3 separate regions of the Homo sapiens genome follow, and regions 1 and 3 are each linked to region 2. A link is a contact called in ENCODE Hi-C data. All regions are on one chromosome and are shown on one strand. Each heading gives the region's core, a stretch centred on a gene start or an enhancer-like site at or near the end of the contact. The rest is flanking DNA. Distances are from core to core; before and after follow the strand shown.

Region 1 (4,296 bases), core at 713-3,212, 8.6 Mb before region 2:
CAAAAATATGCCACCACTCAAAAATCTTCATCATACTAACGAGAAAAGATGGGAGTAGAGGTACTAGCCAGGTACAATTTCAGCTCAGCAAGGCTCTGAGAGCAGCGGGAAGCTGAAAGCACATACAAAGTGATTGATTATAAAATAAAATACCTAAAAGGGACTCTCTTAATTACTGGGTATTTGTAAAATGCAATTAATTAATGGAACTTTTACTGTAAAAGGCCAAAAAAAAAAGTTAAATCAGCTTAAATTATGCCAAAACACCACTCATTATTGAATAATTAGCCCATGACTAGCTTATCTTTAAAGGACTCCCTCTCCCTGCTCTCTTCCCCTAGTATTAGAATGTTAAGTATTTTAGCAATTGAAAAAAAAAAACTACACCAACCTCTCTTCATCTAAAGGCACAGGTTTTCCATTATCAGCTACAAACATGTCATGGGTCCTCTTCAACGACCTGAACACAAGGGTGTGTACAGAATGTTTCTGTACCTCCTAAAAAAAAAGAATGTAATTACACACCTATCTACAAATTACACAAATCATAACCTAAAGTCAGATTGATTATACACTTCACGTGTTTAAATATGTAAAAAGCTTTATACCACTCACCATAGCTACTTGTTGCAAGCTACAGGAGTCAAGTTCAGAGAAGAGGAGGAAGCTCCTCTTTGGCTAGAACCTCAGGTTTAGCAACTGAGTGATGCCGGAGTTTAACTTACTCAATAAATATTTACTGAGCTCCTACTGTGTGTCTGGCAGGTATTGTGCTAGAATCTCACAATAGAATGATAAAAAGGTGGTCATGGTCCCTGTGCTCAAGAGGAAACAGACAAATAAAAAGTAAAATAATTCCACATTTTGATAAGTGCTATGAAGGCAACAAGCAAGGCGCTGAGTCAGGGAATGAAGGACTAAGTATAATTGTGAAAGATTTCACTAAGGTGATATTTAAGCAGAAAGGGAGTTAGCCTTGCACAAAACAGAGGTAAGAACGAACCAGGCTGATGGAAATGTCATGTAAAAAAAAGTTCAGTTAACTGAAATAATACAAGGAGCGCAGTACAGCTGTGTATGGAGGATGAGATGGTGCTTTGTAGCTGCAAGGGTAGACAAGGTCCAGATTAGGTAAGGTCTTTTAGACTATTACAACAGCCTATATTTTGTTCTAGCAACATAGGGTCAGTAAAGGGTTTTAAACAAGAAAGGTATGAACAACTTACGTTTTAAACAGAACAACTTATAGAACAAAATGGAAGCAAGGAAACCAACCAACGGGGAGCTAATGCACCAGTCCAGGTGAAAGATGATGTTGGTCTCAATTAAGGTGGACTGCAGCGGATATGGAGAAGAGTGAATGGAATCAATAAACATGTGGGGTAAGATGGACAAGACCAGCTAACAGCGTTGGCTGTTCATGCCAGGGAAAGATGTAAAGAACGGCAAGTTTTTCTGGGGGTAGAGGTGAAATAAGAGACGACCTGAACGCAAGATAGAGAAGACTACCAATCTTTTAGGGCACAGACTCACTGACACTGCCCCGAGGGCGGCAAGTACCAGTGGTCGATCACCAACAGAGGCCCCGCCTCCGAGGACACTTTCCAGCTCCCAAGAGTCAAACGAGGACTGGACGAATTATCTCAGGCTTCGCGCCCAGGCTGAACCTCCGACTCGGGTTCTCATCCGGCTTCTACCCCTTCCCCGAAAACCCGAAGAAGAGACCACTCGGCCTTGGCCAAATAGCTCCCCTCGTAGCCTCTTTTCTCTCTGGACTCCAAGTACTCTCAATCCCCCACGCGCACTGCCAAAAAAAACAGTCCAGAGACAAACGACTCTTGAGAGCCCCAGTGTCACTTTACCTCGACCATGATGCTACCGTGTATCCCACCTCCGGCAGGGAAGAAACTCTAATCACTAACGCAGTACCCGCCGCCACAGCTGTGCAGCACCTTCCGGAATTGGGCGCCCAGGCGGCGGATGTGATGCAAGCTCTGCGCACGCGCGCTAGTCTCCCTCGGCCATCTAGGATCAGGAGGCGGGTCTCCCTCCTCGGGACCGCCTCTAGGGCGGAGTCTCGAGGCTGAAAGCCGGAGACTCCTGGAAGGGCCTGGGTGGAGGGTTTCACTCGTCCCTCTGAAGAAATCTTAGAATTATGTTTTCTGCCTTAGTTGGGGTCCTGGTTGTTCGTGCTGTATTCCCCGGAAGCTTAACGCTTTTTATTCAGAGAACCTAAGCGTCTGGAGAGCAAACTCCCGTGGGCTCTATCTAAGGCATTTCCACTACCTTGATCTCTTTGGAGGTCGCCTGCGTGCTTTGTGTCTCCTGGTTCTAATCCTGGCGAGAAGCACTTGGACACTTGTAGGCTTAACACCTGAAAACAATTTCGCTTAAACAGTCCAGTAAACACTTGTTAAGTGAACGTTGAGGAATAGCTGTTTTAATTTGGAAAATTTTGACATGTAGTTATAACAAAACCCCATATTTATTTTCTGCTAATAGATTTTTTTTTTTAATTTCTCAAAACTGCATAGCTCTTGTCCATTTCCTAGTTGCCTGCTGATTATTGTGGCTTCAACAATGCCAGGGTACAGCTTTTCAAAGCTGGTAGAAGACACAATTGGAGACTTTAGCCATTTTTATTTATACATATCCTTGTGCCAAGTATTGGTATTTTTGCTTTCTACCCTGGTAAAATCTGTGGTTTGTGATCAACCCTACCCAATTATTTTTCTATGTAAAAAAAAAAATGGATGGACTTAGGCATTTACAAACTTAAATAGACAAACATTTTACTGGCCCTGTTTCAGTTTCACTAATCCTGTCCTGAGAGCATACTGCTTACACTTTGAGAGGGGGAAAAAATCTAGCAAAAGAATAGCAATATAAATCAACCTTACTTGGAAATTCATTAAAAACATTAAGGTCATGGGTTTTTGTTTGAGACAGAGTTTCGCTCTTGTCGCCCAGGCTGGAGTGCCATGGCGCGATCTTGGCTCACTGCAACCTCAGCATCCCAGGTTCAAGCTATTCTCCTGCCTCAGCCTCTGGAGTAGCTGGGATTACAGGCGCCCGCCACCATGCCCGGCTAATTTTTGTATTTTTAGTAGAGACAGCGTTTCACCATGTTGGCCAGGCTGGTCTTGAACTCCTGACCTCAGGTGATCCGCCCGCCTCGGCCTCCCAAAGTGCTAGGATTACAGGCATGAGCCACTGAGCCCTGCCTTAAGGTCATGTTTTTACTTGAAGATACAGCATCTCTGAATTTAACTGTGAGTTTGGCCTAAGAATTGCTTTTCTGTAAAGGTGGCAGGTGATGGTATTTCCTTGCAAGAAAATACCATAATTGTAAAATATATACTTGATGAACTAAATAATATACTCACCTATTAATAATAACTATAGAAAATAACATGATTTGAAATGACAATAAAACCATAGAAACCTAAGCAAGACTAATATATATGGCAATATATTAATTGTCTAGTTGGATCTATTAACTTTTTACATATTTAATCATCCTGGAGACATTAATTTAATTTCTCAATAACAACATGGTAATGATTGAGGTAAATTGCCTCGAATTTGCTCCTTTTAAAACACTGTCGTGAATTTATAGAATGATGTCATCCCCTTGAAAGTTTACAATATTTTAGATAAATATAGAACTCAAGTGACCCTATTATTTAGTTCAGGGATTCATGAATTATGTATATTGTAGGAAAATTTTGTATTTATATGGGAATATGTTTTATTTTCTGGAGAAAGGATCCACAAGTTTAATTGGATTCCTGAAAGGCTCCGTCATACACACATGGCCTGGCTGACACCCGAAGCTGCCTTATTTGAACAGCAGGTGTCACCACTGCTCTTTGTACGGGCCCTCAGGGCTGTCCTTAAAGCAGACACGGCAAGTAACTTATTAATATAAATTATTAGTATTATGTCTGTGTAAAACCAAGAATACAAGTTTTAAGGAAAGCCCTCCTTCTTTAGGCAAGATTTTTTAAACTCACCAATACAGAAACTCTTTTTATTCTCCTTCAAATATTGTCCTTTGCTCTTGAACAGTGATAGGTCATATGAGTATAGATTTGAGTGCCATTTTCATCAGCTTTTTATGATATTTTTATAGGAAGTGTTTTCTGATTCTTATAAAATAATAAATATTACTATTTATTTTTCTGTTTCAACTTAGAGGGTTAAATATACAAGCTTTAAAAAACACTATATGCAATGTTCTTTAGAGTTGTGTGGCTCAGTATGTCCATCCCTTAAATTTCATATTTGAAATTG
Region 2 (4,723 bases), core at 1,350-3,849:
CATCTGACAGCACTGGAGGAAGTGATATACAAGAGGAAGAAGACGACGATGAGGAAGATGAAGAGGAAGACGATGAACTTGAACTATCTGAATCTGTTTCACTGTAGGGAAGAAAACAGTTAAAAAAATAGTCCAGTATTATTATACTAATATTAAAATAAGATTATTCAATTAAGAAATATCAACTTTAATACAAGTTTACTATTGCTTATTCTAATATTAAAATAAGATTATGCAATTAAGAAATATCAACTTTACTACATGTTTACTACTGCTGTTCTAATTCAAAACTAGCACTTCAAAACTGATATGGTATTGGGAAAGTAGTATTTAGTTTACCAATAACATTTTCAAACCTTTGCCATAACCCAGATCCTCTTATTACAATACTCTCACATATCATACACCTGTCTGAATATAAGCAAGCATGTGACAAACCACTAAAAAAAGGGAATTCTGGGCATGGCACCTCTCTTAGTCACAACCACCAGATCGCTTAATTGCCAGATTGCTTAATGAGTTTCTTCTCAGGCTACAGACAACTTGGGAAATCCTCAGTTACGAAAGTATGTAGACCATTCTACTTTCTGAAAACTCACTTGGTCCTTATCTTCCACAGAAATTATCGTTAACAGCAACCACTGTCTCAGTTTAAATTTTGTTTGTTGGCTCCCCACTTGAAGCCCTTTTATATACTATTTTTAAGGGTTCCATCCTCACTTTCTCTTCTTTCGCTACTACTTTCATGGATAATCCCATACACATTAATGATTTCAGTCATCATCCATGTGAATTAACGCCTAAATCTTCAGCTATGACATCTCTAAACTCCATGTCCAATCTCTGACGGCATACTGGCCACCTTTGTACGAATGGCCTATACACCCACACTCATAGCAAGTTAAAACAAGAAAAAGTGCATTATACTAACTAAACCTGCTTCTTCAGTTTCCATTTGATTTCACTGCTGTTAACTGGCAAAAAGTTGTACCCCTTTTGACTTCTTCAAATATTTGGTATCCTCTGCCATCACCCACAGAGTCAGAAGTAGTATCCTGACACTAAGTTGGCCTATTATGACGCCATATCCCTTCTGCTTTCAAAACGTATCCCCAAATCATCTACCATTTACTTTTCTTTGCTAGTAAAATGAGCTCTGAAATCCCACAAGATGATTATACTGCAATCTTAGTACTGCCAAGAAATCCAACCTTGTTTACAGTTGTTACTTCCCCCTCCCAGTACATTTCATACCCTCTCCTTCTACTCAAATCCTTCAGCCTTCTTCACTTCCACTCTCCGCTGATGACTTCCCTGAAAACTAAACTTCTCACCTCCTCAACACGTGTCTATCTTGTTAACCTGTTCAGTACCCCACTCAACACACTCAACTATTTGTAGACAATGTTCAGTGTGGTTTAGTAACATCCCACATGCTGGAGTCCTCTCCAGCCCAGAGATTTCATATTTAAAAGACAGGTGTGGGGGCAAGGGGGAAAGGCTCTCACAAAACGTAAGAAGCATAAGATACTACTAAATAACACTGTTTGGCTACTTTCATAAACACGTGTTCCCTGCAAGGATTCTATAAATTAACGTAATCATCAAGAGCCAGCTTTGAAACACAAAAAATAATACTTTTCCTGATCCCCAATGTATGTGGTTCAAAAAACAAAGCCTAGATGTGATGATAAAAAAAAATCAGATCTGACACAAAACTCAACTATAACCACAAAAGTACAGCCTAAACTGAGTAGTTACGGAAATAACCTAAGATCCTCGGGTTTTCTAAAGTCTAACAAAAAATGATACGATCTATACATAGAACCCTTCAGGCCACCAAATTTAGGAAATAAGTCAGTACTAAGCTCAGATTCACAACGCGACCTGCTTTGAGAGGCAGCGAATAAGGGGCAGTCGGAGCCAATACTTCAACACGTGAGCCCGGAGCACCAACGACCTGCCCACCCTCCAGGGCCCACACAAGCAACCTCTAGGCTCCTAGGCCCCAGCCACCCCCGCCCGTCATACAAGACCTCTCCCCACAGCTCCGGGTCCCTTAGGCACCCGACCTGTCCGAGTCCGAATCCGAGTCCGAGGTCTCCAAGGAGTCCGGCGCCCGCGCAGGCTCTGCGGCTCCTGGGGAGGTGACGCAGTCTCCGCAGGCCGGCGATTCAGCCGGTGGCTGTGGCTGCGGCGCCGGGGTCCCGGCCGCGACGGCGTTCAGAACGGGCTGCAGAGGCTGCTCCCCGGCAGGCTTAACCTCCACGGTCTGCCCAGCGTCCGGGGACCCCTCAAACGACTGTAGCGGCGGCTGTGTCCCTGGCACAGGGGCAGAGCCCGGAGACGGAGCCGCCGGACCTTCCCCAACTCCAAAGTCGGTGCCATTGAATTTCAGAGTTTCCAGCTGAGCGGCGGCGGCCTCCACTACCTCCATCGCACCGCGCCAGAAACCGGGTCGGCCTCAGGATTGGGGCCCCTGGACAAGCTCACGGCTCTCTCCAGAAATAGAAAAACAACTTAGGCAACCGCAGCAACACTGCCTGGGCCCAACTTCCCGCGTTTCTCAGGTAACTACACGCGGAGGAGCCAAAAGACACGCCCCCGCCATTTACGCAGCAACGCTTTCCGAAGAGCGTGTGACGTATGTGGCGCGACGGCGCGACGGCGCTCGCGGGGGCAGGATACATGCGTCATATCTTCGAAAATCAGGATTAGGGGGTCGGGCGCCGTGGCTCACGCTCGTAATCCCAGCACTTTGGGAGACCGAGGTGGGCGGATCACAAGGTCAGGAGTTCACAGACCAGCCTGCCCAACATGGTGAAACCCCATCTCTACTAAAAATACAAAAATTAGCTGGGCATGGTGGCGCGTGCCTGTAATTCCCACTACTTGGGAGGCTGAGGCAGGAGAATCGCTTGAACCCAGCAGGCGGAAGTTGGAGTGAGCCGAGACCGCGCCACTGCACTCCAGCCTGGCGAGAAAGCGAGACTCCGTCTCAAAAAAAAATAATCAGGACTAGGGAGGCCCTAAATCGACCGTTTTCACTGCGTCATGTGAACCATTCAAGGCCTGAATGTCGGATTTTCCTATTGCTGCATGTGAACCAATTCTGCTTGAAGCGCCAAAATGAAGCAGGGATTATACAACAGGGGGGTGCCTGAAGAATGCTAAGTTCTGTACATCAGAAACTTGAGCCAGGAAGTCTTGACAAGACGCTAGTAACTTCATGAAAGTTAAATGAAGTTTATCCATCAATAGATCCATCTGTCGATAGATAGGGTATTAACCATTTTTTCAAAAATGTAACTACAACTATTCCATTTTCCTTTCTCCAAAGTACCCTCAAAGAGAGCAGTAATGGACAAAATTTTGCTGTGTTGTTCATGTTATGGTGATGTCTATATCATACTTAGCACTGTTTCGTAGTAGAGAGATGAGACTATGAGACTGAAATGTACTCACTTATTGTTGGAAACCACTAGTCTAAATTGTGGAGAAAGCAAGCAGAGTTCTTAGGACTGAGGAAGAGATCAGAATTTTCTGGTTTCCTATTAGGTCTTCAGTTTGAGGCATCAGTCCCTGTGTAGTAATAATAATCATTGATACCATTTGTTAAACATGCATATGTGCCAAGGACTGTGCTAAAGATTTTATAAATTATTCACTGAGAATTTAGTGTGTCATCTACAACAGTAGATCTTCATAGAAATGCAAGGCAAGTGTAATAAGAGTAAGGTTTTAAGAAGCTTACAATCTACTTGAAGTAGAGAAGGGCAATGCACAGGAGATAACTAGAAAAATATTTGAAATATGAAATAGAAAATCCAAGTGCAGCAGAAATGGGAAGTAGGATTGGTAGGCTATTTCATGGAAATCCTCCAAAGTGAAGAAGGACTTTAAACTTGGGATACGAACTTACTAGCACAATGATTAAGCAGAGCTCAGAGTTTTCAACTAAAAAGACCTGTGTTCAGGCCTCAGCTCTACCATTTTGTGTTTGGTGTTACTGACTTTGGGCAGTTAATCTAAATCCTAATTTCCTTATCTGTAAAATGGAGATAAAAATACTATCTCATTTAGTTCATGTGAGCACTAAGTAAGGCTTTATATAAGGGAGTGGCATGTCATACATTCAGTGTGCAAAAATACTTGGAAAATGGAACAATGCATGAACTCACGAATAAAATATTTAATTAACAATGATCTTGCAAAGACATGCAGTACAGATTTGAGAAGGGAAGACGTTTGAGCCAGAATTATTCCCCAGCCAGCCACTTTGTTGCATTTTTCCAGGAATTAGGTGATAAAAGTCTGAACTAGGCTTACAGTCAATGAAATAGAGTAAAGGACATCCCCAGCATCAGGGGAAGAATAAAAGTACTCTAAAATTTCTGGTCAAGGAAATTAGAAAGAAGTTGGTATTACCAATAAAAACGGAGAAGTTGGCCAGTCGCAGGGCCTCACGCCTGTAATTCCAGCATTTTGGGAGGCTGAGGTAGGCAGATCACCTGAGGCCGGGAGTTTGAGACCAGCCTGGCCAACATGACGAAAACCCATCTCTTCTAAAAATACAAAAACTTAGCTGGGCATGGTGGTGGGCACCTGTAATCCCAGCTACTTGGGAGGCTGAGGCAGGAGAATCGCTTGAACTCAGGAGGCAAAGGCTGCAGTGAGCCAAGATTGCACCATTGCACTCCAGCCTAGGCAACAAGAGGGAAAC
Region 3 (4,506 bases), core at 786-3,285, 6.4 Mb after region 2:
AGTGATCCACCCACCGTGGCCTCCCAAACTGCTGGGATTACAGGTAAGAGCCACAGCACCCAGCCACTAAGAATTTCTTTAAAGCCACAAATAAGCAATTTTGGACATAATAAAATTTTGTGAGCCACATATAAACAATTTTAGAGTATATGAATGGAAAAGCTCAACTTCGATCAATCTGGAACACATACTTAGGTTAAGCATTAAGCTCTCATCAGGTGTTTCAGATATTCTATAGACAGGCTGTCTTGAAGGGAAACATGGTAAAGGCATGGCAACAGGTTTCAAGAAGTCTTTTGGCGCTGTATGCAGCTACAATCCATACATACAGTTCTGCCTAAGCAATAAATACCATCTTGAATAGTGGGAGGGGATCCATTTATCTTCTCAGGAAAAAAGTTCTTTATCTTCCTTTATTCGAAAAAGCAGAAAGCAAAAATGGAATTTCTATTAGACTTTTTTCAAAATATTTTTTCTTCTCTGTAAGTCTATTCAGACAATATTCAACAGATTTTGTAGTAGAAACTACCAACAGGTAAATAAAGAATGTACATTCGTGAAAAGGTGTCATGTTCATGACTTAGACTAGAAGGCAGGAGATTAGACAGGGCAAAATTTACTTGGAATACAATGTCAATGTACTATTCACACGACCTCAAAAGAACTTCTGTGGTCAAGTCCGACGACCTTTATTAAATTCCTGACAGTGACTTTTAACGTGAAAAAAACCTGTTTTCCCACAAAATAGGCTCCTTACATTTCACCTAGAACAATGGATATTTTAAGTGAAACAGATCTGTAGAACCTCTAAAACCAGACAAATGTAAACTAGAAACAAGGAGTTACTTCTCTCCAAATTTGGCTCCCCTCCATCAGCTCTACAATACTGCTGCATCATAAAAAAAGGTCATTAACTTAGATTGGATGCCACTTTTAATCCTTCATAAACATTTCTAATGAAACATACCAAGGCAATAAAAAATATTTCTGCTTCCTAAAGCAGATCTTAAAGAACAAAAAATAGGCCTGCAAAAAAAGTTATGATAAACTCTTAAAGTAGTACAACAATTAATGCCTTACATATGGAAACTGTGTCAAATCATGGAAACAGAAATCTAAGATTACAGGGTAACCAGCTAACTACTACTCATATTCGCTTCCTAATTAAAATTTATCAGTAATTTAAGATTGGACACAACATAAGCAATGCAAATGCTTGCTTATCCATACTAAGATTCCTATTATTTTAATCCCATTACCGCTCTAGTTTTTAAAAATACCGTAATGTCCAAGAATCGCTTTGTTAATACAGAGTGTCTTAGAGAATTAACATTTAAATGAGATTAAGGTATTTTCCCTGCAAACACTTAAGGTATCTGTGTAATCTCAATATAAGCAGTTCTACGCACATCTCATTTCCAGGATGATTTTTACCATTTTGCATGTCATTCCTTCCCCCAAGTGGAACTCACCTCAGTGACACAGGACGTTAGTAGGAATAACGGTGATGACTAATAAGCATCAGTCTAGGTGTGGCAGTCTTCCTACGGGGCTTAATAAAGCAGAGGTACCATCCCGCATTTTGAAAATGACATCCTGAAAGAGAAACCAAGACTGTCTAACCAGCAGCAGCTCACAGTCCAGACTGAAAGGGGGCACTGAGACTCTCCACACCTGACACTCGTCTTCAGTTGATACCACGGGTTTGACTCCGTCCTGTCTCGGGCGACGCCCGTAAGACAGGTCGACACTACCCCGACGAAACAAACAAACTGGTTTCTGAGCCCCGTAGAAACGGCGGGGTGCAGCAGGGGGAGTGCCTCCGTTACCGCCTCTCCAACTTCACAGAGGTCGTTGCTAGTGGCCACGGCGGGGTGGGGACGGGCGGCGTTCGGGACTGGGAAGCTACTTGACTGCCACGTGCTCCTGCCTCGCAACAGCGGCTCTAGATTCCGAGTTATGGGGACAACTGCTCGAGAGGCCAGGGTAGGGTAAGGACTCCGCAACCTAGGGTCCCAAAACCCTGGAGCGAATGCGGACTAAGGGAGAGCGGCCGGCGCGTCACCGGCGCTGGCGTGTGACGTCAGCGCGTGGAAGGCGGCACGCAGCGGAGGCGGCTGGGAAGGAGCAGTGAGGCTGGGCTAGAACCGTAGGGTCGGGCGGGGTGCTGTGCGAAGGGGCGGGCGGGGTGCTGTGCGAAGGGACGGGAGGGGCGGGCTCTGCAGGCGGGAAGACAGAAAGGACGAGACGGGAGAGATGAAAAGGATGGAGAGAGTGTAAAGCTGTTAAGAGTCATGCAGAGATGCGGGAGAGAACTCACTAGTTGAAACCAATTTGGAATATAAAGCATATAAAATTTTCCCACAGCTACTACACCGAGAAAGGGACTTTTTTATTTTACATGAAAGCGCACTACTTAGGGATGCCACATTTTAAAGAGCAATTTTGCTTTAAAAAGCAAGTCTTTTCCTATTATATCTTGGATGGTTGAAACAGAAGAATGTTTAAGTCTTGAGATATTTTTAAAAAGCTGTATGGGGTTTTCTACACCTTTACATCTAATGTATGTATAAATTACTTGTCTGTATGTTGAAGGGTTTGGAAATGTACAGCAGTCTAAGTACATTTTTTCACTGCAGGACTGGCGAAGGTAGGAAGAGATTCCCCTAAAACTATAATAAGGGATATCATCTGGCGTCATCCTGAGTGGCCCTACTCAGGGCAACTTTATTCCTAGGGACATTGAAAGATTTTGGCGGCTTTGCCAGACGATGGCGCTGCAAGTCACCCAACCTGAAAAGCTGGAGAGTTTGTTTTATCTCCTCTTCAATCGCCATACAGCTACAAAAGACTTATTTTCCTCATTCTTTCTACTTCTAGTCTACACTCCTGTGGGCCCTCCTACCCCCAGTTAGTAGGAATTATCATGTCTGAATGCACAATTGTAGTTCTACCCACATCCTTTTGTACATCAAAGTGAAGTGAAATGTTGCCAATTACTAATCTAAGCAAATTCTTTTTGCTGCTTACAGGAAGAATGGCTAGTCAGCTAACCTCCTTAGATAATTCTTTAGGCTCATGTCATAAACTATTGGTAGGACTACAAACTGCTACAGTCTTTCTAGAAGGTATGCTAGCAGTATGCATATCCTTTGACTCAGCAATTTAACTTCTGGAACAAGTGAGCAATGATTTATATACAAGGATAACCGTTATTGTTTATAACCAGAAAAACTAGAAATACTGTAAATGTATAACAATAAAGAATTGATTAAATTATAATATATCCAAACAATGAAATACTCTAAAGCCATTTAAAAGAGTAATCAAGATCTACTTTATTGACATACAAAGATACCATTGATATATTGATGAGTAAATAAAGCAGGTTACCTAAGAAGATTACCTGATTTCCCTTTCTGGTTTATATACCCCTGTACAATTGATTTTTTTTTTTATTTTTAAACAAGAGTGCTTTGGGGTTTCTTTTTCTTTAAATATTTTATTGGACTTTTCTTTCAAACAAAAAAGTTTTTGCTTCTTGCAACAAGCCAGTAACACAAGTACACAAAGATAAAGCCTATCGTCTCCTTCCCAGAGCTCTTCTGTGCTGTCCTCCACGAAACCAATGTTAACAGTTAATTAATATCATCTACATTTTTCTCTAAGTTCCTAAAAACATAAGCATGCATTTTTATATTTTATATATTAGTCTTAGTCTTTTATTTACTTATTTATTTTGGAGACAGGGTCTCATTCTGTTTCCCAAGCTGGAGTGCAGTGGCGCGATCTTAGCTCCCTGCAACCTCCGCCTTCCAGGCTCAAGTGATTCTCCCACTTCAGCCTCCCGAGCAGCTGGGACCATGGGTGCGTGCCATCACACCTGGCTAATTTCGGTATTTTTTTTGTAGAGATAGGGTTTTTGCCATGTTGCCCAGGCTTCTTGTGTGTGTGTTTTGTAGAGATGGGTTCTACCATGTTGCTCAGGCTGGTTTTGAACTCCTGAGCTCAAGTAATTCTGCCTGCTTTGGCCTCCCAAAGTGCTGGGATTACAGGCGTGAGCCACTGTGCCTAGCCGGGACTATAGTATACATATTATTTTGCAACGTACATTTTTAAATTTAATAGTATATGAACATCTATGCGGATATCAACTAATTCTTGTGAATGATATTGATATTTCATGATATGGCTATACCAAAATCTACTCCATTCAGTAGACATATTGTTTCCAATGGTATAATTACTTCTGTGGGATAGATTTCGAAAAGTAGGTTTGCTGGGTCAAAATGTATGCATATTTTTTCACTTTAACACTCCTATGTCTTGGTTATGAAAATTTCTTAACTCCTTATTAATAGTGGTAGTACAATATAGTAAATGGAAGGGGACTAGCAGTATACCTAAGCTATTCTACTAGATTTTTCAGAAATATATTCTGCCATGCATTCACAATTAAGCACTATATGTTAGATGATGGGGACAAACATATTCAAAGAATGGATA

The links. A loop is a pair of places that touch in the nucleus more often than their neighbours do. Pooled maps may share reads with other maps.
Region 1: a pooled map shows a loop between it and region 2 (6-fold over the local background). The contact joins the promoter of PLRG1 here to the promoter of NAF1 in region 2. A Hi-C loop is called at or near these places in 2 of 50 pooled maps.
Region 3: a loop to region 2 is called in a map of naive thymus-derived CD4-positive, alpha-beta T cell, with 15 times the contacts of the local background. The contact joins the promoter of NEK1 here to the promoter of NAF1 in region 2. A Hi-C loop is called at or near these places in 3 of 168 maps with a recorded cell type or tissue (naive thymus-derived CD4-positive, alpha-beta T cell and posterior vena cava) and 12 of 50 pooled maps.

Annotation. Positions count from the first base shown.
Region 1 is chr4:154,548,438-154,552,733 of GRCh38, forward strand. It overlaps PLRG1 (pleiotropic regulator 1), which reads right to left and starts at 1,963. Exons shown (of 15, transcript NM_002669.4): 1 at 1,863-1,963; 2 at 392-498. The coding sequence starts at 1,871. RefSeq lists enhancers at 2,067-2,116, 2,137-2,296, 3,680-3,974.
Region 2 is chr4:163,164,291-163,169,013 of GRCh38, forward strand. It overlaps NAF1 (nuclear assembly factor 1 ribonucleoprotein), which reads right to left and starts at 2,600. Exons shown (of 8, transcript NM_138386.3): 1 at 2,073-2,600; 2 at 1-101. The coding sequence starts at 2,437. RefSeq lists enhancers at 1,745-2,612, 2,104-2,183, 2,214-2,333, 2,354-2,553.
Region 3 is chr4:169,610,548-169,615,053 of GRCh38, forward strand. NEK1 (NIMA related kinase 1) reads right to left here and starts at 2,036. Exons shown (of 36, transcript NM_001199397.3): 1 at 1,675-2,036; 2 at 1,473-1,596. RefSeq lists enhancers at 1,509-1,628, 2,049-2,108.